Linked DNA regions of Mus musculus: region 2 is linked to region 1. Evidence: chromatin loops called from intact Hi-C (ENCODE). Cell type or tissue: heart. All regions are shown on one strand. Each heading gives the region's core, and the rest is flanking DNA. Links, peaks and the distances in the headings are about the cores only.

Evidence for each region. Hi-C counts contacts between places; a loop is a spot of excess contacts. Peaks named below come from ENCODE experiments on the same cell type or tissue, not always from the same donor. Only the 100,000 strongest peaks of a DNase experiment are listed, where the experiment ranks them.
Region 2: a loop joins it to region 1, with 1.8 times the contacts of the local background. A loop is called at or near these places in 2 of 42 quality-filtered maps.

Annotation. Positions count from the first base shown.
Region 1 is chr15:81,459,562-81,475,009 of GRCm38, forward strand. Rbx1 (ring-box 1) reads left to right here and starts at 6,755. Exons shown (of 5, transcript NM_019712.3): 1 at 6,755-6,889; 2 at 8,594-8,672; 3 at 11,391-11,461; 4 at 14,282-14,367. The coding sequence starts at 6,812. In heart, for the core only: no CTCF peak of the experiment used is centred there; DNase peaks (open chromatin) are centred at 6,710 and 7,050; H3K4me3 peaks cover 2,286 bases; H3K27ac peaks cover 2,500 bases.
Region 2 is chr15:81,656,992-81,672,439 of GRCm38, forward strand. L3mbtl2 (L3MBTL2 polycomb repressive complex 1 subunit) reads left to right here and starts at 6,898. Exons shown (of 17, transcript NM_145993.5): 1 at 6,898-7,033; 2 at 10,168-10,405; 3 at 11,639-11,772; 4 at 13,136-13,259; 5 at 14,077-14,156. The coding sequence starts at 7,010. In heart, for the core only: a CTCF peak has its summit at 6,983; a DNase peak (open chromatin) is centred at 6,910; H3K4me3 peaks cover 1,603 bases; H3K27ac peaks cover 1,305 bases.

The DNA.
Region 1 (15,448 bases), core at 5,671-8,170:
ACTTCCATATAATAAATAAATAAATCTTAAAAAAGGAAGAAAGAAAAGAAAGGAAGAAAGAAAAGAAAGGAAGAAAGGAAGGAAGAAAGAAAGAAAGAAAGAAAGAAAGAAAGGAAAAAGTTTTTTGAAGCAAGTCCCATCTGTGTTGTCTGGAAATTGGCAGTTCAGTTCACAAGCCAGCAGTGGCAGCTTCATCCACTTCACTAATACACTAACAATCCAGTTTGGTAGAGTCAGGATAGCAAACAAATCAGCAGCCATGGTACTACTTAGTGGAGACAGCCAGGCCCCAGTCTCTGCAGGTATCAGGAGGGACCAGGAGGAACATCAGAAGTTCTAGGCTGTGTCTCTCTCAGTGAAGCGAAGATCAGTGAAGTCTCTAGACCCACAAGCATTGCACACCTATAAACAAGCCAAGCTCAGCCTCCAACACTGTACATTGAGTTCTATTTATATCCCTCCAAACATCACGTGTCCTTCATGGGTGAGTCTTGTCTCAGGACGTGCATCTGTCTCAGCTGACATCAAACTGCCAATCAGCCCAAGTCCAAAGAGGCAACAAGAAACTGCAGCACACCCTAGAAGTTTTTTGGTGTGTTTCTCTCTGTGGAATCTCAACAAATGTAGCTCAACTATGCAATGTAAGGCAGACCAATACATGCCTGTCATTATCAAAGAATTCTTCATCACGTGTCCTTTCATGTGCTTGCTTTCGCAGAACATCCTTTCACTTGTGTCTGCTTCAGGGAAACATTCCTTCACGTTTGTCCCAGCAAAACACCATCCAGGGGCTGGAGAGATGGCTCAGTGGCTAAGAGCACTGACTGATCTTCCAAAGGTCCCCAGTTCAAATCCCAGCAACCACATAGTGGCTCACAACCATCTGTAATGAGATCTGACACCCTCTTCTGGTGTGTCTGAAGACAACTACAGTGTACTTACATATTAAAAAAAAAAAAAATCCAAATAACTTTCCAAAGAACCCTTAAGTTTCTAGTTCACAGGTCTTCTATTGTTTTGTTTTGTGGTGTTTGTTTGTTTGTTTGTTTGGGTTTTTTTTTTTTGGTTTTGGTTTTGTTTTGTTTTGTTTTGTTTTCCGAGACAGGGTTTCTCTGTATAGCCCTGTCTGTCCTGGAACTCACTTTGTAGACCAGGCTGGCCTGGAACTCAGAAATCCACCTGCCTCTGCCTCCCAAGTGTTGGGATTAAAGGCCTGTGCCACCACTGCCCAGCCTTCTATTGTTTTTAAGAATTTTTTTTTTAGGCTGACCGAGCCAGCTCAGTCAGTCAACAGGTTCTCCAGCGCAGGGGTGGATGAGGACTAAAAGGAAAAAAGACAATTAGGCAACATTGTAATGAAAGACTCCGAGAGGAGCCCCTGCTCAGGCCTCGGGACAATAGCGGACACCCAAGAACTCACAAGAGACCAAGCTTGATGCAAAACACATGAGGCTTTATTCAGGGAAAGCCAGAGCTCTGGGGACGACTCATATCCCACGCAGGAGTAGAGGAGTCGACCTCGAGGGGAAAGAGGTCCCAGTTTTTATAGGCCCTCAGGGGGGAAAGGAGAAGGGGGAGAGTAGGGGATTTCCAGATCTAAACAATGTCTATTCTCAAGAAATGGGTATGGGAGGGGTACAAGGAAAGAGTCTGGTGCAGGTGTAACAACTCTGGATTGGCCCAGCTGTGGTTGCTGGGGAGAGTTTCCGACTCTTCCCCAGCAACCAATATCACAAAACACCTGGCAATGGGCTTCATCAGTGGGCACACACATGCATGTGTGTACGCACGCACACACACAATTTGAAAATAAAAATTATTTTTTAAAATTCTGTTTCCCATCTCTTTTTTTAAATATTTTTCTTTAAGATTTATTTATTTATTTTATTTATATGAGTACGCTGTAGCTGTCTTCAGACACACCAGAAGAAGGCATCTGATCCCGTTACAGATGGTTGTGAGCCACCATGTGATTGCTGGGAATTGAACTCAGAACCCCTGGAAGAGCAGTCGGTGCTCTTAACCTCTGAGCCATCTCTCCAGCCCCCATGTGCATGCTTTTTAAAAAATATGTATTTGGGTGTTTTGCCCGAATATATGTCTGTGTACCACCTGTATGGCCAGTACCTGTGGAGGCCAGAAGAGGGCGTAAGTGCCCCTAGAACTGGAGTTAGACAGTTACAAGCCGCCATGTGAGGGAGGGCAGAGACTAGAACCCTAGTATCTGGAAGAGCAGCCAGTGTTACTGCCTGCAGCGTCATCTTTCCGGGCTGAATTAATGGAGTGTAACTCACCTCCCGTTATGCACATTTGTCTTCCTCCTCTCACTGATCTTCCAGCTAATCCCCTTTCTACTTCCATTTTTGTTTGTTTTTGGGGGGCTGGGGGGTAGGGTTGTCTCTGTGTGTGTGTGTGTGTGTGTGTGTGTGTGTGTGTGTGTGTTTGTGTGTACTAATAAGATTGAAAGGGCTACTTAACAGAAACATGGGTGCGGGGTCATTTACAGAAACATGGACAACCAGTGGCAAGATCACAGAAGAGATGTTTCCCGTATCCAGCTACCACTAACTCCCTATAGATCCTTGGGGAGCCCGCATGAAGGAATGTCGAATGCCTTGTGTAGGTAATGAGAGCTCCTAAGCCTTCACGGGTGTCATAGCCTTGTCCTACCTGGAAGACAGCGTTCTGCAACACTCCGCCCTTTCACCTGGCTCTTATGCGCTCTTCACTTCCTTCACCCAGTCTTCCCTGAGCCTTAGAGGATGTGATATCCCATCCCGTTTAGGGATGACCATTCAACAGTCACGTATTCTCTTCACATTAACCAGTTACAAGCCCCAACATTAACCATCACCTACTGTGGAAAAGGAGCTTCTCTGACCGAAGCTGACCGCAGTGCTCGTCTCCAAGCAAAAACATAGTTAGAAGGCAACTTGACGGATCCGTGATCTCTGTTTTAGTAGAACAGAAGTAGTGTCCCTACTAGGGTTAACAGCCTCGCCAGCCACAGTCTTTTGACCTGGTTTGCAGTATCTGATATGAATTGCCTCCTGTGGAACAGGCCTCAAATCCAACTGAAAACAAGAATGGTTGGTTACCACTGTCACAGTCATACCACCGTTGCATCGGTGGGTGTATCTTGCCTGACCGGTTGAGTGTGAGGATATCCTGGTCTATATAGAGAGTAGGGCTGTATAGTGAGACCCTGAAAATAATCTTTATGATCATCCCAACCCCATGCTAGTGTTATCAAAGCAAAGGACTTGCTGATTAACACTTTCCCTTCTTACAGTTCCTTTATTTATTTATTTACTTACTTAATGGTGGTTTTTTATTTTTGTTTGTTTGTTTGCTTTGGTTTTTTGAGATAGGCTTTCTCTGTGTAGCCCTGGCTGTCCTGGAACTCACTCTGTAGACCAGGCTGGCCTCGAACTCAGAAATCCGCCTGCCTCTGCCTCCCAAGTGCTGGGATTAATATTATTATTTATTTTATGTCCATGAGTACACTGTAGCTGTCTCAGAGACACCAGAAGAGGGCATCGGATCCCATTACAGATGGTTGTGAGCCACCATGTGGTTGCTGGAAATTGAACTCAGGACCTCTGGAAAGAGCAGTCAGTGCTCTTAACCGCTGAGACATTTCTCCAGCCCCTCCTCTTACACTTCTATAATCCAGTCTTTGCAAAGTTTACAAACTTAACATTTAAAGCTGGGCGTGATGGTGCATGCCTATAATCCCATTATTAGTTAGGCTGAGACAGGAAAGTGGTGACTTCCAAACCAGCATGGGCTACATAGCAAGAACCAGTCTTCTTTAATCCCAGCACTTAGGAGACAGAAGCAGACAGATCTCTTGTGAGCTAGCCTGGATGGCATAGCAAGTTCCAGGACAGCCAGGGCTACATGCAGTACCAATACCAAGGCACTTGGGCACTGACAGGCCGCATGAAGCATGGTCCCATGAGTGAGTATGCCTCTGGCCTAGTTAATATATAGAAGAGGACAAAACTCTGGGCAAGGACCTGAAAGTAATAATCCAATAATCCAATAAACCTAAAAGTAAAAATAATAATCAACAGGCTGGCTCCTGACAAGGACCTTTGTGGTTCAGACGACAGAGATTGAAAAGGATGAGATTTAAAGATCCTTTTGGTTTGGGTAAGTTTTTGGAAGAGGTCAAATGGGATGACAGTGCGGCACTCAGTCCCTAGCACTGCAGACCTAGAGGCACCCGCCTGTGGTTGTAGCGCAGGGAAGGTGGAAGATGGACTAGAAGTCCAAGGTCCATGTTAGCTCCATAAGAAGAGTTCCAGTTTGGCCTTCAATACCTGAGACTCAGAAACAACTAATAAAAGTCAGAGAGCCTGGTAGCTCTGAAAGACCTCAGGCTGCTCGTCACACCAGCACTGAATCATCAGACCTTGCAGACACCTTTTGTAAAAAATCTCCTGTAGTATAAAAGGTAAACAATCCGGTTGCCAGGGTTTCAAGGCAGCCTAGTTTTGTTAAAAGCTGTATTGTAGGAAAGCCTACCATGCTTGGACCATTCTGAGTGCCCCTGAGCCCCATCCCTGGAAGAGGAGAAGGAGGCCAGAAGAGGGCACTGGGTTCCCTTAAACGGAATTCCGGATAGTTGTAAGCCATCACATGGGTGCTGAGAACCAAACCTGGGTTATCTGCAAAAGCAGCGAGTGAATGCTCTTAACCACTGAGCCATCTGTCCAGCCTCACCTGGTTTCATGTTTTACACCTGTTTGTTGCAGTGCTGGAGATGCAATGCAGAGCCTTGTGTACACTACAACTGAGTTATATCGCTAGAGTTTTGATAGTGTATTTTTAATGTGTGTTTGCTGTATTTAGATCTACAAATACAATCGTGTTAAGGTTGCTTATGGTATTCAGCACAGTAACAACGTGTGCAGGTTTGGAAACTAGGAGAAGTAAGTTCATAATATAGCCTAGGTGTGTAACAGGCTACCTCATCTAGGTTTGCGTAAGTACTTTATAGAATGTTCACACAATAACAAAATTGCCCAATGCCTTTATTCAAATGTACATGTATTACTGCCTCCTCCCCTCAATCTCACCATCTTGTTTTCTGTAGCATGTATTGCCACCTGAGACACCTTGATATAGTTGTTGATCTGTGTTTATTTCCTTACTGAGTTGACTTCACTGTGGCTTTCCTGTTTAAAGCAGAACCCAGTGTAGCTGAGCATGGTGGTTCTCCTCCCTCTATCCCTAGCACTTGGGAGGTAGAGGCAACAGAATTGCTCAGATTTCAAGGCCAGCCTGGGCTACAGAGTGAGGCCCTATCTCAATAATAATAATAATAATAATAATAATAATAAACCAAAAATTAAAAGACGAAGTAACATACTCAGGATAGTTGTTGACGAATGGATAAATATGTCCTCAGTATCTTAATTAACTATGGGTTTCTAGCATCCCTTAGGGGGTCTGTAGACACATAGACCAATGACAGATTTAGTGTGGGAGGTAGAACTTGGGCAGACACACACACACCTTGCAGGGCTCTCACAAGTCTCTGTGCAAGTTAAAACTGTGGTGGTATTCAGGATGTATTGCCCTGCTTAGCAAGTGCATCAATGACACACCGCATTACACACCAGCAAGTATTTCTTTTAACAGAACATTTCAGGACAGGCAGTGGTGGCGCATGCCTTTAATCCCAGCACTTGGGAAGCAGAAGCAGGCAGATTTCTGAGTTCGAAGCCGGCCTAGGTCCAGTCCTGAGTTCCAGGACAGCCAGGGCTACACAGAGAAAAACCCTTTCTGGGGGGGGGGAGGGGCACATTTCCGGTAAAACCCTTTTTGTTGTACTGTTGAGGGAACTAGAACACACAGGAAATTCAAGGGTGATGTATTCTAGTCATAACTCCGCAAATTTAGGAGACAAAACAGCGGAGGGCTGGACTAATCATGGAAGCTTACAAAACGTATGTGTTCTGTAGCTCGATGGTAATGACCGGTAAGAAAATCAGAATGCCTCACCAGAACTCAAGTTCAGCCACTACAAATGTACTAATTTAATCGTAGCACAGTAGCAAAACTCGATAGGAAATGAGGAGAAAGGAGGACCATTTAGAACTGGCTGGTTATGGGATTTACTATGGCATCCCCATCACCTTTCCTGTGAGAAGATAAAGGCAAAGTTGCAGAATGCCTGCTCTGTTTGCTCCTGGGCCTCTTCTCTCCCTATCAAATAATTTCCCAATCTGAAATTGATAACGCAGACGGTGACCAGGCCTTGGTAAGCCGGGCCACAGGCCTCCAGAGAGACACCGCCTGGCTCCGAAGCCGACCACGGTCAGCAGAAGGCCGGTTTGGAGTTTCGGGTTTCCAAAGACCAGCCCATGCCCTTTGCAACCACGGACTCGGGGGCAGCTCTGTGGATCTGGACCAGGGCTTAAGTCCTGGGGCAGAAGAAGGAAGCAGCCGCCGCCCCAAATGAAGGAGTCAGACCACAGGGCTTCCCAGAATGCGAGAAGCATCGAGACCTCACGGACGTTCCCACCGGTTGGCTCCCTTCTCTCGGCCCCGCCCGGCCCCGCCCGGCCCCGCCTCAATCACTCCAGCCTCCTCCCCAGCTGAGAGAGATGGGGAGGAGGGGGGCGGGAAACCTCCGCCTGCGCCTTTAAGGGGCGTGACCGCAGGCTCCGCCCCTTCTCCACGCTCGCGCCAATGAGGGGAGGGGTGCGGGAGGAGGCGCCTGGTGTGCGGGGCAGGCGGCGGAAAGTGAGCCGGTGCGCAGGCGCAGTGGTCACACGACAGACTGTGTGTTTCCAAAATGGCGGCGGCGATGGATGTGGATACCCCCAGCGGCACCAACAGCGGCGCGGGCAAGAAGCGCTTTGAAGTTAAAAAGGTTGGGCTCGCCAGCGCCTTCCTCAAGGAAGCTAGGGAGGCGCGGATATGGCTGGCAGGCCCGAGGAAGAGCTAGGCGCGGGGGAAAGGGCTTCATTTCAGGGCGTTCCTGGGACCGGGCACCAAGAACGGAAGCCGGGGGGCGGGCCTAGGGTTGATCGGCATGCTGGTGGCCCAGTGTCTGGGGCCCTATTAGTCTTGCTGGGGAAGCTGTGGGGCCAATCGCAGAGCTGCTTACTGAAATACGCGAGGTTGACTTCGATGCGGGAGCCAAGCGCTTGAGCTGTCACTGAAGTGACTGAGAGGTGGGGGAAGGACAGGGTGGGGTGGGTGGGATGCAGACTCGTGAAGAGACTGCGGCGGGTGGAGGATGGGGCCGTGCGGAGAACCCCGGGAACGTGAGATGACAGCGCAGAGGGGCTCTGCCGGTGTTCTTGCTCCGCCCCTTCCTGGATCCTAGAATCTATTGACTCCGAGGGACCTGGCGTGGGCCCTCGATTGTATGGCGGCCTCCATTGGCCTCTAAACCCACAGTCAAGTGTAAAGCTTGGTTCTAACGAGATGGCTACTAGTTGTCACATAGCATCTGCCACTCCAGTGGTTCTCTGATGTCCCTGTACACTTCTAACACAAAATGATAATTTAAAAGCCTGGTGGGCTTTGTTTTAAAAGCAAGCCCAGAACTTGTGCCATTTAAGAAGGTGGAGTACTAATTGCTAATGACCTGAGAACAGAAAAACAAAAATATGAAACGTCCTTTTGTATGCCGTTCCCCTTCATAGTTTGCTAGTCCTTTAAAAGTGTTGATTCCTACCTAAGATTACACAGATCTGTTAAAAATGAAGATCTTGAAGAGGGCAAGGTGTTTTCTTTTTATGGATTATTTTTGGAACGTGTCGCTGAGAATATCCCTCACCCCACCCCCTTTTTGTGTCATCTCATTGTGGCCACTGCTGCTCAGTTACAGCCTGCAGCCATTATGAAAAATAAAAATGTAATGTAGAATTTACTAAACTCTTATGCTTGAATTTGGAAAGTCAAACCAAAGTAGTCCTTGAAAAGGGTGCCTTGTCTAACATAAGAAGTCTTAGGTCGACTTACTGGAGCTAACAAAGTAATTGTTTGGATATATGAACGTTGAGAACATCAGTTTACTTGGTAAGAGGAAAAGAAAATCGCAGTGGATTCTACTTTGCTTGCAGTGCTCTTTTAAGGTTTAAGTGATGACCTCGTTCTGTGTACTGAAACTGGGTAGGTAACTTGCTATCCAGCTTATCCTGTGATTATCCACTTAGTGGTCCATTTATTATCTTAGTTCAGTCTGTTCACTTCCTTGCCTCTGAGTCCAAAACTTTGTGGAGAGCCCGTGCTTATGCAGATTTTGAGTTCTTCCACAGCTGTCAGGGAAAGCTGTACAGAAAATAGTACTAATATTCTCACGTTGGTTTGGCTAGCTAAATTATTTTACATTATATATAAAAAATTGAAGATACCCATGTTCATATACTTCATCTTTCAAGGAATGGGGAAGTGTACAGGTGGTCTGCTGTTGTCCTCTGATATAGTCCAAATAGTATAATCCAAAAACATCCTTTCTTTGGTAGGCCCTGTGGCTGGGGCGTTGGTAACTGAAGCTGCAAGCTGAAGTCCTAATGAGCTGTTAGATTACAAGGAAAATGCATTGTTTCCCCTCTTCTCCTTGCAGTGGAATGCAGTGGCCCTCTGGGCCTGGGACATTGTGGTTGATAACTGTGCCATCTGCAGGAACCACATTATGGATCTTTGTAAGTAACTCGGGGCAGATGGGAAGAAGTTGAGAAGGTTACAGAAATGGTGGTCATCCTGGTGTGCCCAATTGTCTTCTTTACCAGTGAATACAAAGCAGGCTCAGAACCCTTAGGCACTTGTGTATCTCATCCATTGGTGTGTTTGAAGTAGATTGTTTTGTGGTTGTTTGTGGAGACAGAGTTTTTTGTGTAGCCCTAGCTCTACTAGAACTCACTTTGTAGTAGACCAGGCTGGCCTTGAACTAGAGATCCACCTGCCTCTGCCTCCTGAATTAAATTGTTTCTTTTCTTTTCTTTTTTTTTTTTTTTTTTTTTTTTTTTGTGGGGTTTTTTTTTTTTTTTTGTGGGTTTTTTTTTTTTCTTTCTTTCTTTTTTTTCCCCCCAGACAGGGTTTCTCTGTGTAGCCCTGGCTGTCCTGGAACTCACTTTGTAGACCAGGCTGGCCTTGGACTCAGAAATCCACCTGCCTCTGCTTCCCAAGCGCTGGGATTAGAGGCGTGCACCACCACCGGTTAAGTTGTTTCTTAAAACAATGTCTTGGAGGCGTACCTTGCTCTCAGAATGAATTATTCATTGTAAATCAGGCAAGATCCCATTTAAAATGGGGTGTAGATAGAGTTGCCTTTTATTTCCTTCTTAGACAGCCATAAAGGCAAAAATAGTGGAAGAAAATGACCTTTGAAGGTAGATATAGTGGTATATGCCTGGAATCCCAGCATTTGAAAGGCAGTGGCAGGAGTATTGTTACAAATTACAGGCCCATCAGGGCTAAGATTTGAACTACAGTACTCTTACCTAAGCTAGTTTTTGTTGAACAAGATTACAATCACAGATTGGAGAGATGGTTCAGGAGTTAAGAACATTGGCTGCCCTTCCAGAGGACCCCGGTTCATTTCCCAGCAACCACATGCAGGCTCACCTTGCATAGACTATCACTTCAGTCCCAAGGGATTTAGTGTCATCTGCTGACTTTCAAGGTCACCAGACACACTCCAGTGTAGGCAAAACACCATACATAGTAAATGAATGAAGTCAATAAGTTAAAAGTAAATTTGCAGCCAGCACTATGTATTCTAAAGTGTTACATTTTCAGGTTTGAACAGCTTAGTGTCCATGGATGTGCGTGCGTGCATGCCTGTTATAAATGTGTGTATCCCCCCACTCCACATGTACTCATGCACCCATGGGCTCTCAGCAGGTCTCTCAGATACTCCCAGGTCTTAACTGTAGTATCCCTTTATGTCATTTAATCATGGCTCTCAGTTATATCCATGTTAGTTACTGCCCTGACATTTTGTCTAGTACATAATAAAATTGCACTCACTATTTGCTAGACGAATAACAAAACCAAATAGTGGAACAGTCTGATCACTGCAACTCGGAAAGCATGAATTGGGGCTTGTGTGAGAAAGCACTTTGTGACATTTGCTGGTAGTCTATGGTGCCTCAGAGTTTCTTTGAACTTTGACCTTTTCATTGTACTACAGTGAGAACAGAGTAGCAGCTGCCATGTTTAGTATAGATGGGGGAGGGGCATCACTGAAACACAGGAGGGGGTGCTGCGGGGGGGGGGGGGGGTGTCTCTGTCCCTTGTGCACCCAGAGAACATCTTTCTTCCTTGGGGCTTTCATTTGAAAATAGTGGAAGACATCACGATGCTCATGGTCCTTCTTACTCCCCTTCCTTAACACCATGTATCTCAAAAAAACAAAACAAAACAAAAAAAACCAGCTGGGCGTCGTGGCGCACACCTTTAATCCCAGCACTCGGGAGGCAGAGGCAGGCAGATTTCTGAGTTCGAGGCCAGCCTGGTCTACAAAGTGAGTTCTAGGACAGCCAGGGCTATGTGTGAGGAGCGGGTGTGGCGGCAGTCCCAAAGGCGCTAGGGACTGCAGCTAAGTATGACTTGCACCTGACTTCCTCATATAAGCCACAAACATCTTGAGAGCTGCGCAGGTGTACCAGGATACCGGTGAATCCATTTTGATGGAGATATGCCCCTGCTGCCCTGATTAGCTGAAGCTGCGTACCTGGTGAGGTGGCGTGGCCTGCTGTGCGTGGATGGGAACTGAGAGTATAAAAGAGTGAGAGGCCCAGGGTTCGGGGGAGATATAAACAAGGGAGATATAAACAAGGGAGATATAAACAAGAAGAAACAGGACTGAATAAACGTGTGCAGAAGGATCCTGTTGCAGCTTCGTTCTTCCTGGCCAGTTGGGCGCGCGCAACAACTCTGCACATCTTGAAAATTGAAAACTGCCGGGCGTGGTGGCGCACGCCTTTAATCCCAGCACTTGGGAGGCAGAGACAGGCGGATTTCTGAGTTCGAGGCCAGCCTGGTCTACAAAGTGAGTTCCAGGACAGCCAAGACCATACAGAGAAACCCTGTCTCGAAAAACCAAAAACCAAACAAACAAACAAACAAGCAAAAAAAAAAAAAAAACATTAAAAAAAAAATTAAAAAAAAAATTAAAAAAAGAAAATTGAAAACTATTAGGGGGAGCAAATGAGTACCCCTAGCTAACCTCAGACTCACAGAGATTATCCTGCCTCTGCCTCAATGCTGGGATTACAGGTTTTACCCACCACACAGCCATCTTCATCTTTCCCATCTACTTGAAACAGCTAATGGCCAATTAACCGCTTGAGGATGTGGCTGGCCAGGTTGGAAGCTGCTGCCCCAGGTCAGTGACATTCTTACCCTTGTTCCCACAGGTATCGAATGTCAGGCCAACCAGGCGTCAGCTACTTCCGAAGAGTGTACGGTTGCATGGGGAGTCTGCAACGTAAGGAACCATCTTTACCTATGAGTGGCTCTGCATGCATTGCTGCTTTGCCATCTTGAGAATTATTAGGGGAAACGACGAGCTGCCCCCTTTCTCCCCAGAGGTTACAGACAGTAAAGCAGATTCACATCCTCTCAGTAGTTACCTTTAGCTGGGTAAACAGTAGTCATTAAAAGAAAGATTAGTTTGTCTTAATTACTGAGTTGACCTTTCCTTAAGCAATGTGTGCAGTATTCAGCCACCCTCAGGGGTTGTCTTCAAAGCCTAAAACAGTCTTGAGAGTATCTGTGCCTTCTCAACAGACCATTTAAGGCCTTGTCTGTGGGAAGAGATTTGGTAAATGAGTTGAATATTAAGTTCTCAGTTCTCTGTGTGTTTTAAGTTAGATTTTGGTGCATGTTTGGTTTGTGTTTATGTGTGTGTGTTCCTGCCAGAAATATTTAGCACAGCTCTTTTGGACTAAATGTATATAGCATTACAGGGTGTGACAGCTATGGAGATGAGACAACAAATATATTATTTCTAGCATGTTAAAGATCCATCTATAGAGCTGTAGTAGCCTTAGTTACATGAGCTAAAATTACCCTGACCAGTCAGGGCCAGGATGCACAGCTTCCATCTTGACACAAGGAATCAGGTTCTGGAGTCAACCATCATCTGTTGCTGTCTTACTTGCTAGTAAGAACATCTAACATCTCTAATCCCGAGTTCTCTCAGGTAAAAGATGGCTAATAAAGTGTAAACAGAATAAATGATTTAACTCTTAAAGAGTGTTTAGAGGCCCAGTGGGATGGCTCAGTGGATGAAGGGCCTTGCTGCCAAGCCTTAGGTCCTGAGCTTGGTAAAAGAAGGGAAACTGGCTGTCTTCCTAACTGACACACATCTACATACCTACAATGAATAGATGTTTTAGAAGTACCTACAGTAGCTCCCACAACATAGCAAATATTTGATAGGAAAGCTAAATGAATAAAGTGAGTAACTAAGTGGGGGAGAGAAGCTGAATGAGCTGCAGAGATGGCTCAGCAGTTAAGAGCACGGACTGTTCTTCCAGAAGACCTGGGTTCAAGTCCCATCACCCACATGGCAGCTCACAACTATCTGTAACTCCAAGATCTGACACCCTCACACAGACATACATGCAGGCAAAATGCCAATGCACATAAAATAAAAATAATCATTTAAAAGAAAAAAAGAAAGCTAAATGAGGGGTCAACAGTTACAGGCATACACTGCTCTTCCAAAGGACCCACCTCCAGTTCCCAGAAGCCACATTAGCACAACGAGCCGCTCACAACCACCCATGATCCAAATTCTGTGGCCCTTCCTAGTGCCCAGTGCTTTCCTCGTGGCCTTGTGGCTGTCTTCCTGCCCACTCTTCTCCATCAGACCCTTCTGTGTGAAGGGAAGGGGGTGAGCCTGCTGAGGTTCTTCATGGGCAAGGGCGCTTCCTGTCAGCCAAGCCTGACAAGCAGAGCTCAGTCTCTGGGTGCCCCTCTGTAGGAGGAGAGACCACGTTCCACAGGGTTCCTCTGGTCTCCACAAGTACCCTGTGAGTGCCCTGCATACTTGTGCCCACAAACATAAACAAAGAAATGCAACTTAAAATTTATTTATTTATTTATTTAGACACTCATTTGTAGCTTTACCTGGCCTGGAACTTACAGAGATCTGCCTTTATCTGCCTCCAGGTCCTAGGATTAAAGACATGTGCCACTACTGGCTTTTATCTAAATTTAAGAATTTTTTAACCAAGTATGGTAATGTATGCCTAATCCCAGCTTTCTGGATGCAGAAATGGGCGGATTCCCAAGTTCAAGGCCACCCTGGTCTACAGAGCAAGTTCCAGGTTAGCCAGAGCTACACAAAGAAACCCTGTCTTGAAAAAAAAATTTTTTTTTTCTTTTTTAATGAAAAGTGTAGATGATAAATTTATAGCTTGCCATAAAGGAGAACCTGGCGTGCTGTGCCAGAGCCTTTATACTAGGCTAGGGTGCTAATTTTGAGTGTTGTATGAACCAGCTCTGTGAATTAGACAAGTCATTTGTCTGGGGTTCCATTTCCTGTCTGTAAAGTGCAGATAGTAATATCTGGCCCCCTTGCCGGGGTTGCAGTGGACTTGCATGAGGTAATAAGGGTCAACATCTCCTATATACTCTCTATATACTTGGGCGCTCTAAATGTGCCTGTGTAAATTTATCATCTGCTAAATACACCCTTTCCTACATTGTAAATTAAGAAGAAGAAAGATGGAGTCCACCTGCACCGAAACCTCATTCACAGGCACCTTGCCCTTGTGCACGAGCTCCTCTGAGGCTATCCCCAGGTTCTATAGGATGCTTGGTAGGGAGATGAGCACCAGAGAAGTGTCTCAGCTTCTGCCTTTTGGAAGTCCAGAGGGGTTTGTTGCCTTGTTTCTTAAAAGCAGGGTCTGTCGTCTGAAGGGACAGAATGTTGTAGAAAGTTGTTGAAAAAGGACAGTGGCCTTTTCTCACCCTTCAGGACCTCCTTTCTCAGGGCAGTAGAAGCATCATTTTAATAGCCCAATGGCACCAGGACCCACATTCCCTTAAAGAGGCAGGGCCTCACTATCAGAATGTAGTCCTGTGCTCCCCGAGTCAGTTCTTAGCAGTAAAGGCATGTTACATGTTCTTGTTGGAAATACCCTTGCCCATCAGGGTTCCAAGATGTCATGTGGCATGCTGCCCTCTCTCTCACCCAAGGCTGCTCTCTGACCTGTTGTCGTTCCACTGCACAGTCCATGATTGATGTCGACAGTAGGTGGCTGCAGTTTTGTGTAACGCCTTTCTTCTCTTTCAGCATGCTTTTCATTTCCACTGCATCTCTCGATGGCTCAAAACGAGGCAGGTGTGTCCGTTGGACAACAGAGAGTGGGAGTTCCAGAAGTAGGTGTTTCTACTCTGTTTGGGGTTCTAAGTCTGGGTTTTCTGGTTAGTGTCGTTCTCCTGCTTACCTCAAGCAGTAGTGGGACATCACCCTCAACCCCCTTGGTATCTTTTCTCTTTGCTTTTTTTTTTTGAGACAAAATCTCTCTGTAAGTAACTCTGGCTGTCTTGGAACTTGATCTGTAAACTAGACTGGCCTCAAGAGATCTGCCTGCCTCTGCCTCCCAGGTACTGGGGCTAAAACCCAGTCCCACCGTACCTAATTTTTAAAAAGGTAGACAGGGATTAGCTAGCATTTCACAGGCTGAGTTTTTTCAACCTGCTCAGTCTATCAAAGTGAAAAATATGGGAGTCAGAAATGATTGGTCGGGCTGGTGAGATGGCTCAGTGAGTAAGAGCACCCGACTGCTCTTCCAAAGGTCCAGAGTTCAAATCCCAGCAACCACATGGTGGCTCACAACCATCTGTAACAAGATCTGACTCCCTCTTCTGGAGTGTCTGAAGACAGCTACAGTGTACTTACATATATTAATAAAATAAATCTTTAAAAAAAAAAAAAAGAAAGAAAGAAATGATTGGTCAAGCATTTCCAGGACTAGAGGGTGTAACTCAGTGGTATAATACTTGCCTGGCCTGTGGAAAGGCCTGAAGTCAGTCCTAGTAGCACCAAAATAAATCGATGAGTGCCCAGCCCTGGAAAGTTCCATGGTGTTTGGGGTATCATAGTATAGGGGTGACTGCCTTAGGACTTTGGGGTTCCTTCTCCCTCTGCCTTCCCAGAGCAGTGGTCACAGATAGTACCCACCAAAACCACTCTTACTCTTCCCTTAGGATAGGAAACTGACTGTGACCCTCCTGCTTTAGCCTTCCAAGCCAGGTCAGGTGCCTCAAGTGCCAAATCCTTTTGGCTTAGCACAGCTGACTGATTGTGATATCAAATTTACAGCTAATAGATTACATTTTTATTAAGCAAAGTGTAATAATGTATGCCTTTGATCTTACAACTGAGTTTGAGGTCAGCCTGGTCTACAGAGTAAGTTCCAGGATAGCTGGGATACACAGAGAAACCCTGTCTAGAACT
Region 2 (15,448 bases), core at 5,520-8,019, 200 kb after region 1:
TTCCACTCTTGTGCACTAATCTCAAAGATTGCAAATTTTCCGCTAAATCTTTTCTTTTAAATATTTATTTATTTCATGTACATGAGTTATACTGCAATCTGTCTTCAGACACACCAGAAAAGGGCATCAGATCCCATTACAGGTGGTTGTGAACCACCATGTGGTTACTGGGAATCGAACTTAGGACCTCTGGAAGAGCAGTCAGTGCTCTTAACCACCAAGCCATCTCTCCAGTCCCTAAACCTTTGTTGTCAGAACATCTCCATATTCACATGGTAGACCGCACTCATCAAGCAGGCATGCCACCTGATACCATTCAGATGAAGACTGCCATCCAGGGATTTCTTCCACAGACACTTGGGATCCTGATGGTTCAGCCTAGTTACCTGTCTCCCTACCCATAACAAGAACCATGCAAATGCTACCATAGTACAAAGGCATGCAAACGCACACCATACAGGAAAGGATGACTATCGGAATCTCTTCTTCCCACCCTCCTTTGGTTTTTCGAGACAGGGTTTCTTTGTATAGCCCTGGCTGTCCTGGAACTCAGTCTGTAGACCAGGCTGGCCTCGAACTCAGAAATCCGCCTGCCTCTGCCTCCCAAGTGCTAGGATTAAAGGCGTGCGCCACAACACCCGGCTCCTAATTCATTTTAAATTAGGTAAGGGCTCTTGTTACTGGGGACCCAGCTCTTCTTTTCCATCCATGAAACTGGAAAGTTTGGGCTTCTGTTTTCAGGAAGTGGAGGATGAAACACATTATGGTTAGAAATTTAGGCTGGAGAGATGGCTCAGTGGTTAAGAGTGCTGCCTGCTCTTCCAGAGGTCCTGAGTTCAAATTCCAGCAACCACATGGTGGCTCGTGACCATCTATAATGGGATTTGATGTCCTCTTCTGGTCTGTCTGAAGACAGCTACAGTGTAATAAAATGGGGTGATGGATTTTCTGATTCATTCAAACTCAATAAAAAGTGATAGAAGCTGGCGGTGGTGGCGCACGCCTTTAATCCCAGCACTCCGGAGGCAGAGGCAGGTGGATTTCTGAGTTCGAGGCCAGCCTGGTCTACAAAGTGAGTTCCAGGACAGCCAGAGTTACACAGAGAAACAGTGTCTCGAAAAAACCAATTAAAAAAACAAAGTGATAGAAGCTCCATGACGCCTGCTCCCAGGTCTGGGTCCTATAGTCCCAGCTACCTTCTTGTCTTTGCTCTACTATAGCATAGGTGTCCAGGACTAAGCACAATTCTTTTGTTGTTGCTTTTAGAGAGGGTCTCATGTAGCCCAGGCTGGTCTTGAATTTGCTATGTAGCTGTCTGTGGCTAGCTCTGAACCTTCTCATCCTTCAGGCTCAGCCGCCACACCCTAAATTCAGAGGTTACAGTTTTGTGCCACTGCAATCAAACCCAGGTCTGGGTTCGCAGTGCCAACTGAGCTACGTGTCCAGCTTCCCAGTTGTTCATTGTTTGCTGTTGTGTATGTGGGCTGCCACATGCCAAACTGCACACCTGGCAGTCAGAGGAAAACTTTGGGGGGTGTTTTTACCTGCTTACTAACCTTTACAACCCCTTTCTGTATTCCCCTCTTTCAAAAAACAGATTTATCATTATGTATTATATTAGTGTTAATAATATGATGAGACAGGATCTCACTTTGTAGCCCCTGCTGGTCTAGAACTTGTTATGTAAACCAGGCTGGAACTCAGATTGATCCTCCTGTCTCTGCCTCTGCCTCCTGGGTGCTGGGATTAAAGGCAAGCCTCACCATACCCATCTTGTTACTATTGTTATTATTTATTTTTTGTAATTTGTGTGTTTGTGTCGGTGTGTTACCTGAGCCTTTTGCCTGCAGTGGCCAGAAGAGAGTGTTAGAGCCCCTGAAGATGGAGTTCCAGGCTGTTGTGAGCTGTCTGATAAGAAAGAAGACTGAACATGCCAGGCAATGGTAGTGCACACCTTTAATCCCAGCACTTGGGAGGTAGAGGCAGGCAGATTTCTGAGTTCGAGGTCAGCCTGGTTGGTCTACAGAGTGAGTTCCAGGACAGCAAGGGCTATACAGAGAAACCCTGTCTCGAAAAAAAAACAAAAAAAAAAAACAAAACAAAACGAAACAAAAAAAGACTGAACATGGGTTCTCTGGAAGAGCAGCAACCACTTGTAATCATGGAACCATCTCTCCAGATCCACATCCCACTACCTTTTCTCTCTTCTGTTTGTAAACAAGGTCTTACACTGGAACACCCTATAACCTGGAAATCACTCTGGAGCCCAGGTTGACCTCAAACACGGACAACCCTCCCTCCTCAGTCTCCTGGGTGCTGAGATTTTTAGGCAAGAGTCGCAAGGACTTTCAGTCCTGCTTGAGTTCACCCTCTAACTGTGAGGTCATTTTCTCACGGTTCCCTCTGTTTCCCACCCAGACTCAGTTACTCTTCCTAAAGTTCTACTGTGCTTGACATAAGGGCTCAGGTAGTGCAAAGCCTGCCTCAATGCCTGTAATCCCCTTTCCATAGTGAGTTCAAAGACAGCCTGAAACACATGAGATCCTTCTCAAAAAAATTCTCGGGTTGGAGACATGGTTCAGCGGGTAAGAGCACTTACTGCCCTTTCAGAGGTCCTGAGTTCAAATCCCAGCATCCACATGGTGGCTCACAAGCATACATAGTGACATATGACGCCCTCTTCTGGTGTCTAAAGACAGCTACAATGTACTTACATATAACAAATAAATTTTTTTTAAAGATTTATTTATTAATATATGTAAGTACACTGTAGCTGTCTTCAGACACTCCAGAAGAGGAAGTCAGATCTTGTTGTGGATGGTTGTGAGCCACCATGTGGTTGCTGGGATTTGAACTCTGGACCTTTGGAAGAGCAGTCGGGTGCTCTTACCCACTGAGCCATCTCACCAGCCCAACAAATAAATTCTAAAACAAAACAAAACAAAACAAACAAACAAAAAAAGAGCACTGGCTGCTCTTCCAGAGGTCCTGAGTTGAATTCCCAGCAAGCACATGGTGGCTCACAACCATCTGTAATGGGATCTGATGCCTTCTTCCGGTGTGTCTGAAGACAGCTACAGTGTGCTCATATGCTGAGCATGGTGGCGCATGCCTTTAATCCCAGCACTCGGGAGGCAGAGGCAGGCAGATTTCTGAGTTCAAGGCCAGCCTGGTCTACAAAGTGAGTTCCAGGACAGCCAAGGCTATACAGAGAAACCCTGTCTCGAAAAACCAAAAGAAAACAAAACAAAAACAAACAAACAAACAAAAAACAACAATGTGCTCATATAAATACAATAAACAAATCTTTAAAAAAAGAAAAAGAAAAAAACCTCCATTCCCTTTCCACCCCCCCAAGCGTACTGTCCTCACAGATCAGCCTCTGCCCTGGTTGAACCTACCATCATTTTCCTGTGTTATCACAGGAAGTTTCTAATTGGCCTTCCTGCTGTTTCTCCTGACCTACCTTAGGTTTGTTCTACACACAGCAGCCGGAGAGTGATCTTTGTGGCTGAAACTCATTATATAGCAGAAGATAAACTTGAACTTGCTCATCTTCCTGCCTCTATCTCCCCGGCGGTAGATTAAGGTGTATATATCCCTATTCCTGGCTGAGATCAACTTTTGAATATAAGAATGCATTTGTGGGCTGGAGAGATGGCTCAGTGGGTAAGAGCACCTGACTGCTCTTCCAAAGGTCAGGAGTTCCAATCCCAGCAACCACATGGTGGCTCACAACCATCTGTAACAAGATCTGACTCCACTCTTCTGGAGTGTCTGAAGACAGCTACAGTGTACTTACATATAATAAATAAATAAATCTTTAAAAAAATGCATTTGCTTTATGAAAACTATAGCTCATCCTCTGGTCCTCACTTTAAGGTCAGCTTCAGCTCGGTGTCCAAGAACAGAGGAATGCACCTGGCAAAGGTGTAAAGGCGGGAAAGAGAACTTAGGTCATGTCACCGAGTCCTAAGGAATTTACTTGAAATCCAAACAAGGTTTTTTTGACTTTGTTTTGATGTATTGTTTGTTTGTTTATTTGTTTATATGTTTAGGCTTTCTCTGTGTAGCCTTGGCTGTCCTGGAACTCAGTCTGTAGATCAGGCTGGCCTCGAACTTGGATATGCCTGTCTCTGCCTCCCAATGGCTGGGATTAAAGGCGTGAGCCATCATTGCCTAGTTTGTTTTGACTTTTAAGTTTACTTTTATTTAATCTATGGACTTTGTGTGTGTGTGTCCATGCCAGAAGACTGTGGAACTGAAGTTATAGAGAGTTATGAGCCACCATGTAGATTTTAGGAATTGAACTCTGGGGCTGGAGAGATGGCTCCGCCTTTCAGAGCACTGACTGCTCTTCTGAAGGTCCCGAGTTCAAATCCCAGCAACCACATGGTGGCTTACAACCATCCATAATGAGATCTGACACCCTCTTCTGGTGTGTCTAAAGACAGCTACAGTGTACTTAGATATAGTAATAAATAAGTCTTTAAAAAAAAAAAAAAAAAGGAATTGAACTCTGAGCCCTCTCTCCAACCCTATGAGTTTTGTTGTTGGTTTTTGATTATTTTGGTCTTTTTGTTGTTGTTTTTGTTAAATTCCATGTATAGGTGGTGTGTGTGTGTGTGTGTGTGTGTGTGAGCGTGTGCATACCCATGATTGTAGGTGCCCGCAGAGTCCAGAGGGTTCGGATCCTTTAGAACTGGAGTCCCAGGTGGTAGTGATCAACCCAACATGGATGCTGGGAAACAAACCTGGTTCCTCTGTTTCCTCTGCAAGATGCTGTTTACTGATGAGTCATCTCTCCAAGTCCAGCTGCTAGGAATCTGAGACAAGAGAAGGGTTTAGGGGCTGGAGAGATGGCTCAGTGGTTAAGAGCACTGACTGCTCTTCCGAAGGTCCTGAGTTCACCAGATGAGGTCAGTCAACACCCAGCACAGGGTGGGAAGGGGGTTGTGAGTTCCTCCCCCTAGATGAGGCACTAGGGCAGTAGACAGACTTTGGGGGGAGAGTCAGTTTTCTTTAAGGTGTGGCTCCTGGTAGGTCAACCACACTCCAGTCAACGGCTCCACAGGGAGGAAGATGAGGGTGGCACAGACTGTATTCAAAAGCTTTAAAGGGGGAAAAAAAAACAGTAACAAACTCAGGAATGAAGATGCCTGACTTTAATTCCAGCACTCACTTGGAAGGCAGAGGCAGGAGGATCTCTTTGAGTCCAAGGCCAATCCAGCTACAGAGAACCTGTCTCAAAAAAAAAAAAAAAATCAAAACAATAGAAACAATAAAAACAAGCTGGAGAGAGGGCTCAGTTTTTAAGCTCATTGGCTGCTCTTTCAGAGAACCAGGTTCGGTCCCAGCACTTTCATGGCAGCTCATAACCACCGTGTTACTCCAGTTCCATGATATCCCACACCCTTTTCTGGCTTTTGTTGGCACTGGCCACACATATGGTGCACAGTCATACGTGCAAGCAAAACTCCTATAACACATTAAAAAAGTAAATAAATAAAAATTTAAAAATAAAAAGCAACGCAGAGAGGCAGGGAGCTGGGAGTGGGTCTGGGAGCCCTCACGTAGGATAAGTAAACTAATCCAGACCTGTCTGAACTTTAGATGCTTGTAAGGCCATACAATTCCTGAGAACCCAGGATGGGAAGGAGTAGTTCTATAGGGGACTCAATCCACATGTATACTCCAGTTGGCAAAAGCGTTGACTTCAGGTGTCTTCTTCAATCTCTTGCTATCCACTGTATCGCTGCTGGCTGGTCAGCAGGCCATGGGAATCCTTCTGTGTCTGCTTACCTAGTGCTGGGATCACAGGCATGCTCTGTCATGCACTGGGGGGCAAAACTCAGCTTTCCATGCTCTGGCTGTACTCACTTACAGGCTGAGTCATCTCTCCTAGATTTAAGGTTATAACATCTATCCGTATAATTTATTTGTGGATATGGGGGTTTTGCTGAATGCATATGTATGGACCATGTTAGTGCTTGGCGTCATCAGAGGCCAGAAGAGAAAGTAGGATCCACTATAACTGGGTTTATAGAATTTTGTGAGTTGTTCTGGGTTCTGGGAATCAAACCTGGTACCTCTGGAAAAGTGGCCAGTAACCACTGAACCATTTCTCCAGTCCAAGGCTTTTTTTTCCCCATTTATTTATTTAGCTTGTGTGTTTGTTTTATGTGCGTGACACAAAGGTCAGGACAACTTTGTGAGTAGCTTTTTGACTTCCAGGTTTATGTTGTGGCTCAGAGATTTGAACTCAGGTAGAAAGGCTCATGGAACAAGATCCTTCACCTACTAAACCATCTCATAAGCCCCAGCGAGCAGACGGACATAGAGTTTAAGAATATTCCTGTTCCTGTCTGAATTGAAAGAGGGATTAGGCATTTCTGCTAGGCATTCCTGTCCAAGAGCACCTTTACTTCCTACCTGGGGAGAGTGTGAATTTTTGTCTGGGGCCCCTGGGGAGAGTGCGAATTTTTGTGTGTGTGGGGGGGGGGCTGGCACGTCCAATCCCTTGTGCTCAGATGGTTTGAAATTTGACTAAGAAAGGACAAAAACAAAAAACAAAAAAACCCGCCGGGCGTGGTGGCGCATGCCTTTAATCCCAGCACTTGGGAGGCAGAGGCAGGCGGATTTCTGAGTTCGAGGCCAGCCTGGTCTACAGAGTGAGTTCTAGGACAGCCAGGACTATACAGAGAAACCCTGTCTCTGAAAAAACAACAACAAAACCCTAGAAGTACCCTTCAGGAGATTTCGCATTACTAAGGCAACGACCCTTTTCGTGCACCCAGGAGAAAACTACAACTCCCCTAATCCTCACGGCTACCCAGCCCCTCCTTAATGGAGGCGGGGCGCGGGCGAGCGCGGAACCGGCTTCCTATTTCCTGCGGCATGATTGGCCCGCAGCTCGGGCGCAGCAGCCAATGAGCACACTCTCGGAGAGCGGCGAGGGCAATATGGCTTCCTGCACCTGGTGACGGTTGAGGGAATTGAATTTGGTATCATGGAGAAACCGCGGGGCACTGAGGTAAGAGGGAAAGGGCTCAGCCCAAGCGGGAAGGGGAGCCCCAAACGCCTCGCTCGGCGGACGCGCCGTTTTAGCGATGTCTTAGTGGTGGACAGTTGCAGGATTGGTAAACTGAGGTACGGAGCTTAGCCTCGGCCAGAGGCCCCCGAGGTTCCTTTTGGTCTGGTGACGAAGGAAGGATGGCAACGCCTCCCTAGCCAGGGGCAGGGAAACTGGGCTCTGAACTTTGTCTTGGTTTCATGGTTCTGAGCTTTAGGATCGTGCGGCCTGTCCCTTCCACGCGGGAAGTGAAGGGAGGAAGATCGGAGTTGATTCCTACTCCACGCTGGGAGCGTTCACGTGCTGGTCTCCCCGTACGCTCACAGCCATCTTCTTTAGGGAGGGATTAAAACAGCCCTCTGGGTCGACACAGCTGCAAAGTGCAAGAGGTTGTCACCAAGTACGTCAGTTTCCAAAACTGCGTTACGCTTTTTCCGTGGTACCGCAGCCGGTGACCCACCGCACCTTGCATTTGAAGTCTCTTGCCGTTTCCTAGCGGTAATAATTGCTAAGCTTTATTGAGCACTGTTGAGTGTTTTACGTTTATCATCCCTTCCCAAAATATTATTAAATAGTGGTGTTGTCTTTATTTGGTGGAAACCGAGGCAGTGCATTTGACTCGCTGTGCATCGTACAGCTAGGAAGCACTAGAGATCGTATTTGAACCTTGGCCCAAAGCGTCATTCTCTTTACCTCTGTCTTGCCCAACAAGCTAGGCACGTTTTTTCCTATTACAAGCTAGGTACGTTTTTATGTAGCATTTCATCGCTACCTCACATTCTGTGAGCCAACAGCTGTCGTGGATGAGAAAATTGTCCCACAGACCTTAAGTGACTTGCCCCAGGATCAGTAGCTGATTTCAATCAGAGCTCAACTCACGGCTGTGGTCCATACCACCATACAATTAGTCATCTGACTCAAAGCCTCCTTGGGATAGCCTGGGTCTCAATTTTCTCAGTCTTTTTTTCTTTTCCCTGTTTTCCTTTAAGGAAGAAAACAGGTTTATTGGATACATTGCAAGGAGCAGTGGTCTAGGCAGCAGCAAGAGGGCCTGGCAGTCTTAAATTTGTTTCTGAGTTGAGATCATTTGGATGTACATATACAGAAGAGGGAAGAAAGAGTTTCAAATGCCTTCTAGCCCAGTAAAAATTTTTTGAGGTGCTTAGGATATTTCCACATTATTGTGTAGATCTCTGATCCCTGGCAGCGTTTTTTGACCTGATAGTGGTGTGGAAACAGTATCTTTTCAATAGATGCTGTTCTTTGAAATTGGAATTTTGCTCTGTACCCAAGCTACCAGTATGAGGGGTCTTGGTGCTGAGCAGAGGCTCAAACCAACCACAGCTTGCACTTAGCCATGTGGTCATTGGAGGAAACAGTCCATTCTCTTTTCTTATTTGTTTGTTTATTTATTTATGTGAGTACACTATAGCTGTACAGATGGTCATTGGAGGAAACAGTCCATTCTTTTTTCTTATTTGTTTGTTTGTTTATTTATTTATTTATGTGAGAACACTATAGCTGTACAGATAGATGGTTGTGAGCCTTCATGTGGTTTTTGGGAATTTTAGGACCTCTGCTTTCTCTGGTCAACCCCACTCTCTGCAGTCACCCTTGCTTGCTCAGTCCCTGCTTGCCTCGGCCCAAAGATTTATTTATTATCATACATAAGTACACTGTAGCTGACTTCAGATGCATCAGAAGAGGGCGTCATATCTCATTATAGGTGGTTGCGAGCAGCGACCATCTGGTTGCTGGGATTTGAACTCAGGACCTCCGGAAGAGCAGTCAGTGCTCTTACCCGCTGAGACATTTCTCCCGTCCTCTTTTCTTTCTTTTCTTGTTTTGTTTTTTGGAGAACTTGTTTTGTAGACCAGGCTGGCCTCAAACTCACATAGATCTGTCTGCCTCTGCTTCCTGAGTGCTGGGAATAAAGGCGTTCACTACCACACCTGCCTTTTTCTTTCTTCTTGTTCTTCTTCTTTTTTTTTTTTTTTTTTTTTTTTAAGAGGATCTACTAGCCAGAGGGTGGTGGTGCAAACTTTTAATCGCAACACTTGGGAGGCAGAGGCAGGCAGATCACTGCATTCTAGGTTAACATGGTCTACAGAGCTAGTTCCAGGACAGCCAGGGCTACTGAGGGAAACCCTGTTTCAAAAAAAAAAGAAAAAGAAAAAAGAAAGAAACAAACAAACAAAAAGAAAAAAGAGAGTGAAGAGAGAGGTGGGGGTGTTGGGGTCTACCGTGCGGTCTGAGCTGACCTGGAACTTGCTGTGTAGACCAGACTTGTTTCAAGCTCAGGGTTCTAGGATTAATGGTGTGTACCACAATACCTAGCCTCTTATACCTAGTCTCCTAGATGTTTTAAATGAATATATACATATATAGATAGATAGATAGAGATATAGATATGTATATAGATATGTGTGTGTGTGTGTGTATATATATATGTTGGTTTTTAGATTTATTTATTTATTATTATATCTAAGTACACTGTAGATGTCTTCAGACGCACCAGAAGAGGATAGAGGGCATCAGATCTCATTATGGATGGTTGTGAGCCCCTATGTGGTTGCTGGGATTTGAACTCAGGACCTTCCAAAGATCAGTCAGTGCTCTTAACCGCCGTATATTGGTTTTTCTTTTTTTTTTTTTTTTTTTTTTTAAGATTTATTTATTTATTATATGTAAGTACACTGTAGTTGTCTTCAGATACACCAGAAGGGGGCATCAGATCTCATTACGGGTGGTTGTGAGCCACCATGTGGTTGCTGGGATTTGAACTTCGGACCTTCGGAAGAGCAGTCGGGTGCCCTTACCCACTGAGCCATCTCACCAGCCCCGTATATTGGTTTTTCATGCCATGATTTCTTTGTGTAGCCTTGGCTGTCCTAGACCAGGCTGGCCTCAAACTCACAGAGATCCACCTGCCTCTGCCTCCTCACTGCTGGGATTAAAGGGGCGTGCCAGCCCCCCACCCCCAGCTCAGTTAAGAGTTCTTGCTGCTCTTTCAGAGGACCAACATTCAAATCCCCAACTCATGCTGGATGGATTAGCCAGTTTGTAACTTCTCGTTCTTGTCGTTTTCCCACTAGGAGGCGCCATCTTCAGAGCCAATGGAAGAGGAGGAGGAAGATGACTTGGATCTCTTTGGGGGCTACGACAGCTTCCGGAGTTACAACAGCAGTGCGGGCAGCGAGAGCAGCTCCTACTTGGAGGAGTCAAGTGAAGCAGAGAACGAGGACCGGGAAGCAGGGGAGCTGCCCACCTCACCTCTCCATCTGTTCAGCTCTGCGAACAACCGCTCCTTGGATGGAAGTGGTTCTGAGCCAGGTGCTTTCCCAGTGGCCTGAGATGGAGAGGAGGCAGGAGGAGGCTGTGGAAGAATTGAGGATGTGGGTGGAGACAGCCAGATGTCTAAGGCACTGTCCTTGAGGGTCGTTTCCTCTCTGCAGTCTAGTTTTAAAGTCTTATTCTCCAAAGCCTCTTGAGTTTATTTGGCACTTGTTAAATTCTATTACATTTGTATGACTAGGCTGGGCAGTCCCTGAGTCTGGGTATGAAGACAGTGAGACTCAGTGGTGTGAGTGCTTTTGAACAGAGGAACAGGAAATAGCTTGTGGGCTGACAAGTGTGGGGTAGGAGGTGTACAGGATAAAGTGGTCTTCAGGTCAGAGGGAGGCACAGAGAGGGAGGCACGGAGGTGGGCAGAAGGGCGTGGCCCTGAATCATCTGGAAGCCAGCTGACTTCAAAGAGGTAGCACTTGGATGGCTGCTAGACCCTGTGTGAGGGCGGCCAGAGTGTGGGCCGTGTGTCCTTGAGAAGAGGCAGGCTCCAATCTTAGGACTGTCCCACCCCCTCCCATCCCTTCACACCGGCACTCTTGGGCCGGGCCGTGTGGCCAGCTTTCCTTCCACCCATGTTGACTTCTCCTTTTCGTGTCCTTTTCCTCTTTTTCCTCTTTCTTCCTCTGTCTTCTTCTCACCCTTCTCTCAGAATCTGAGAGCGTCAAGACTAGCAGGAATCATTAGGGAGAGCATCTGACCCCAGGGGCTGGTTTATAACCCGGGCTGTAGATTAGCGTCATCTGGGGAGCTGGAAAGCCCATCTGGGAAGCCCTTCAGATGGCTGTGTCCCTGGAGCCCAGGGCATGGCAGTCTCCAGCCTCAGCAGTATACAGAAGGCTCCTCAGGTGATCTAGTGTGAGGTCAGACAGCACACCTGCCCTCTGGTCACGCTCCTCTCTCTAAAACTCGTTCATGTGGATCTCCAGTCCCTTAGCCTCAGCTCTAGGTACAGAGCCTACGGAGGTGCCTAGGTGGAGGGGCAGACACTTGGAGTTCTGCTGCTGGCGAGGCTGATGGTGGAGGGTCAGTTGAGCCTGCAAGTTTGAGGGCAGCACATACTGAGACTTGCTCTTGGAAGAGAACTCCATCCACTGCTCACGCCCTCCTCTCTGTCAGCCTCAGAGCCTGACACTCACATGGTTGATGCAGTGCTCTGGAAGGTTTTGCTTGACTTAAAGCAGTTATGTCAGGGAGTCACATGCTGAGTTCTCTTCCTAGCTGTCTGTGAGATGTGTGGTATCGTGGGCACAAGAGAAGCTTTCTTCTCAAAGACCAAGAGGTTCTGCAGCGTCTCGTGTTCCAGGAGCTACTCCTCCAACTCCAAGAAAGCCAGTATCCTGGCTAGACTACAGGTGAGAAGAGCCCCTGACACCCATCCTGGGGCCTGGATGCTGGGCTGGAGCCATCATGTGACTGGAGGTGAACGGCTTAGCCAGCTTGGGGGACTTATTCCTAGAGGTCATCTGAGGTACATGAGACCCTCCCTCAAAGAGTGGCCCATATTTATTTATTTATGTTTTATTCATTTTTGTGTGTATGAGTGTTTTGCCTGAATAAATGCCTATGCACTACATGCGTACAGTGTCTGAGAAGACCAATAGAGGGTGTCAAGTCCCCTGTCAAGTTGGAGGCAGTTGTAAGCCACCATGTGGGTGCTAGGAACTGAGCTTGGATCGGCTGGAAGAGCAGCCAGTGCTCTAAGCAGTAGCCGTCTTACTAGGCCCCTTACATTATTTTTGAGACAAGGTTTCACTGTGTGACTCTGGCTGACCAGACTGGTCTCAGACTCACAAAGAGCTGGCTACCTGTGCCTCCTCACTGCTGGGTTAAAGGTGTGCCCTCCCACGCCCAGCAATTCCTGTTTTAAAAGGCCAAAGCTTTTGGTGTCTTTTAAGGCAGTGGTTCTCGAGTTTCCTAATGCTGTGACCCTTTAATACAGTTAGTTCCTCAGGCTGTGGTGGCCCCAGCCGTAAAATTATTTTCACTGCTACTTCATTTCATAACTGTAATCTTACTACTGTTTTGAATCATAATGTAAGTATCTGATTCACAGGATATCCGATATATGACCTCTTTGAAAGGGTCGCATATTCAATCAAAGGGGTTGAGACTCACTTCCTTAAGGTCAGACTTTACGCAGCTGTGCCTCCACTTGGCTGGTGTGTTGCCTTGACTCCTGGCCTTGGCCTTTATCATTGGAGCTTAGTTGTCTTATAGGTGTGGACGTGAGTGTTCCCTGAGATGCCCAGGAGAGGCCCTCTGTATGTTCTCTCCAGAGCATTTACACGTACAGGATGTTGTCTCCGGCTCTCCCTCAGTCACTCAGCTTAGCTCTCCATGAGCCGGGAGCATGGAGGGAGGGCAGTGACTGCAGTGAGATGTTAGGGAGAGCTCAGAGGCCTGAGTGACATGTGTCTGTCAGCTGCAGCTCTGCTGACCCCAGCCTTCTGCAGGTGTCTCCTGAGTGTTCTCATTCATCATTATGTTTACAGAGGAAACTCAAGCCCAGAGGTTAGATAGCTGCACCAGGAGCTCACCCTCAGGAGTTCCTTACTTGGCATGGTGGCTTATGCCTGGGACCCTAGCACTCAGGAGGCTGAGCACAATAGCTGCAAATTTAGGCCACCGTATCTCAAAAGAAATAACAAAGCAAAATAGAAACAGATTCAAGTTCATAGTCGACAGTTCGTTTTTTTTTTTTTTTTTGCCCTGCAGGGAAAGCCACCCACCAAGAAAGCCAAAGTCCTGCACAAGGCAGCCTGGTCTGCCAAAATTGGAGCCTTTCTCCATGCCCAGGGAACAGGACAACTAGCAGATGGGACACCCACTGGACAAGATGGTGAGACAGAATCCAGGGATGGGAGACTAGGGTGGAGATGGCCTGCTGGGAAGTTGGGGATCCAGGTCTACAGTGAACTGTCTCCACCTGCTGGCTTCTGTGGAAATGACCGTAGGCACTCCTTTGAGTGGCTCTATTGCCTGCCTCCTCCAGCACACAGAGACCAAGAGTCAGCCACTTTACTTCTCTTAGTATCTGTCCTCATGGTTTCTCTCTCCCTGGTGCAGAGCAAAGCCAGGGTGTGTGCAGCAGGTGGGAAGGGCTCTCAGGTTTCCAGGCATAGTGATCGCTGAGCCTCAGAGAGGCTGAAACTGCACTGTGCAGCCAGGTCAGCTGTCGCTGCTGCTCCTGCCCTTGCTAAGTAGGCGTGGCCAATGACTGGGTGCAGTGGGATCAATTTCATCCTATATCTGATTTCCCTTTCTTTTTTTTTTTTTTTTTTTTTTTTTAAAGATTTACTTATTTATTATATGTAAGTACACTGTAGCTGTCCTCAGACACACCAGAAGAGGGCGTCAGATCTCGTTACAGATGGCTGTGAGCCACCATGTGGTTGCTGGGATTTGAACTCCGGACCTTTGGAAGAGCAGTCGGGTGCTCCTACCCACTGAGCCATCTCACCAGCCCCCATGATTTCCCTTTCTGTGGAGCAAAAAGGGAGAGAAGTTTGTGGCTGCTCACACTCCTGGTGGCTATCAGTGGCCAGGGGCTTGTTCCTAGAGCCCCATGGGCCTCCGGCTTCACGCTGTAACGTGGTTGCTGTGGTAACGTGGTTGCTGTGCGTTCCCTGCCTCAACTGTTCCTTTGTGCTCTGCAGCTCTGGTCCTGGGCTTCGACTGGGGCAAGTTCCTGAAGGATCATAGTTACAAGGCTGCTCCTGTCAGCTGCTTTAAACATGTGAGTGTCTGGCAACAGGGGAGGGACTGCCAGGGGATAGCACAACTCGGGCTGCCTGCCTCATTGCTTCCCATACACTTCAGCTGAGCTGCTCTAGGCTGGACAGCATCCTTGAGATGAGTGGCCAGAAATCTGCCTTTATTTTGTAGGCTTGGAGAAATGGCTCAGCAGTTAAGGGCACTTGCTCTTCCACTGGCCCTGAGTTCAGTTCCTAGCACCCACATGGCAGCTCACAACCTACCTATATTCTCATGGGTTCCTATACCCTCTTCTGGGGTGTAGACACAGATGCAGACAAAGTACCAATGTGTTTGTGGGTATAACTATATATATACATGCCAGGCATGGTGGAGCATGCCTTTAATCCCAGCACTTGGGAGGCAGAGGCAGGCAGATTTCTGAGTTTGAGAAATCTACAGAGTTCCAGGACAGCCTGGGCTACACAGAAACCCTATCTCAAATAAACAAACAAACAAAACCTATATACATACATAATTATATAAAATTTATTATGTATCTACATATATAACTATGTATATGTAACTATATATGTGATGTATATGTAATACACACACATAAATATACATATCTATCTATATATACACATACACAGTAGTGTCAGATGTAGTGGCACACACCTCCCCCCCCCCCCCCCCCCCGACAGGGTTTCTCTGTGCAGTCCTGGCTGTCCTGGAACTCTGTAGACCAGGCTGGCCTTGAACTCAGAAATCTACCTGCCTCTGCCTCCCAAGTGCTGGGATTAAAGGTGTGCACCACCACTGCCCAGTTGTGGCACACACCTTTAATCTCAGCATTTGAGAGGTAGAAACAGGCAAATCTCTCAGCTAGCCTGGTCTACAGAATTAACTAGTAGGAGCCTGTTTCAAAAAAAAAAAAATTAAAAAATAAGAGCCATACACAACTGCTCCTGGTTTTTGAAAGGTTGACACATTATTTACACAGAGTTTGGTTGGTCTGAATTCAGGGGTGTTCTTTTTTTTCTATTCTTCATGTTTTATTTCCTCCATTAAAATTATTTTTGTTGGTGATGTGGTGGTGGCAAACACCTTTATCCCTAATACTTAGGAGACAGAGGCAGGTGAAACTCTAAGTTCTAGACCAGCCTGGTCTACAGAGTGAGTTCCAGGACAGCCAGGACTACACAGAGAAACCCTGTCTACAAAAACAAGAAAGTTGTACTTGTTTTACTTGTGGGATTTTGTTTGTTCATTTTTAAATTTTTCTACATTTATTTGTGTGTGTCTGTGTGTGTGTGTGTGTGTGTGTGTATA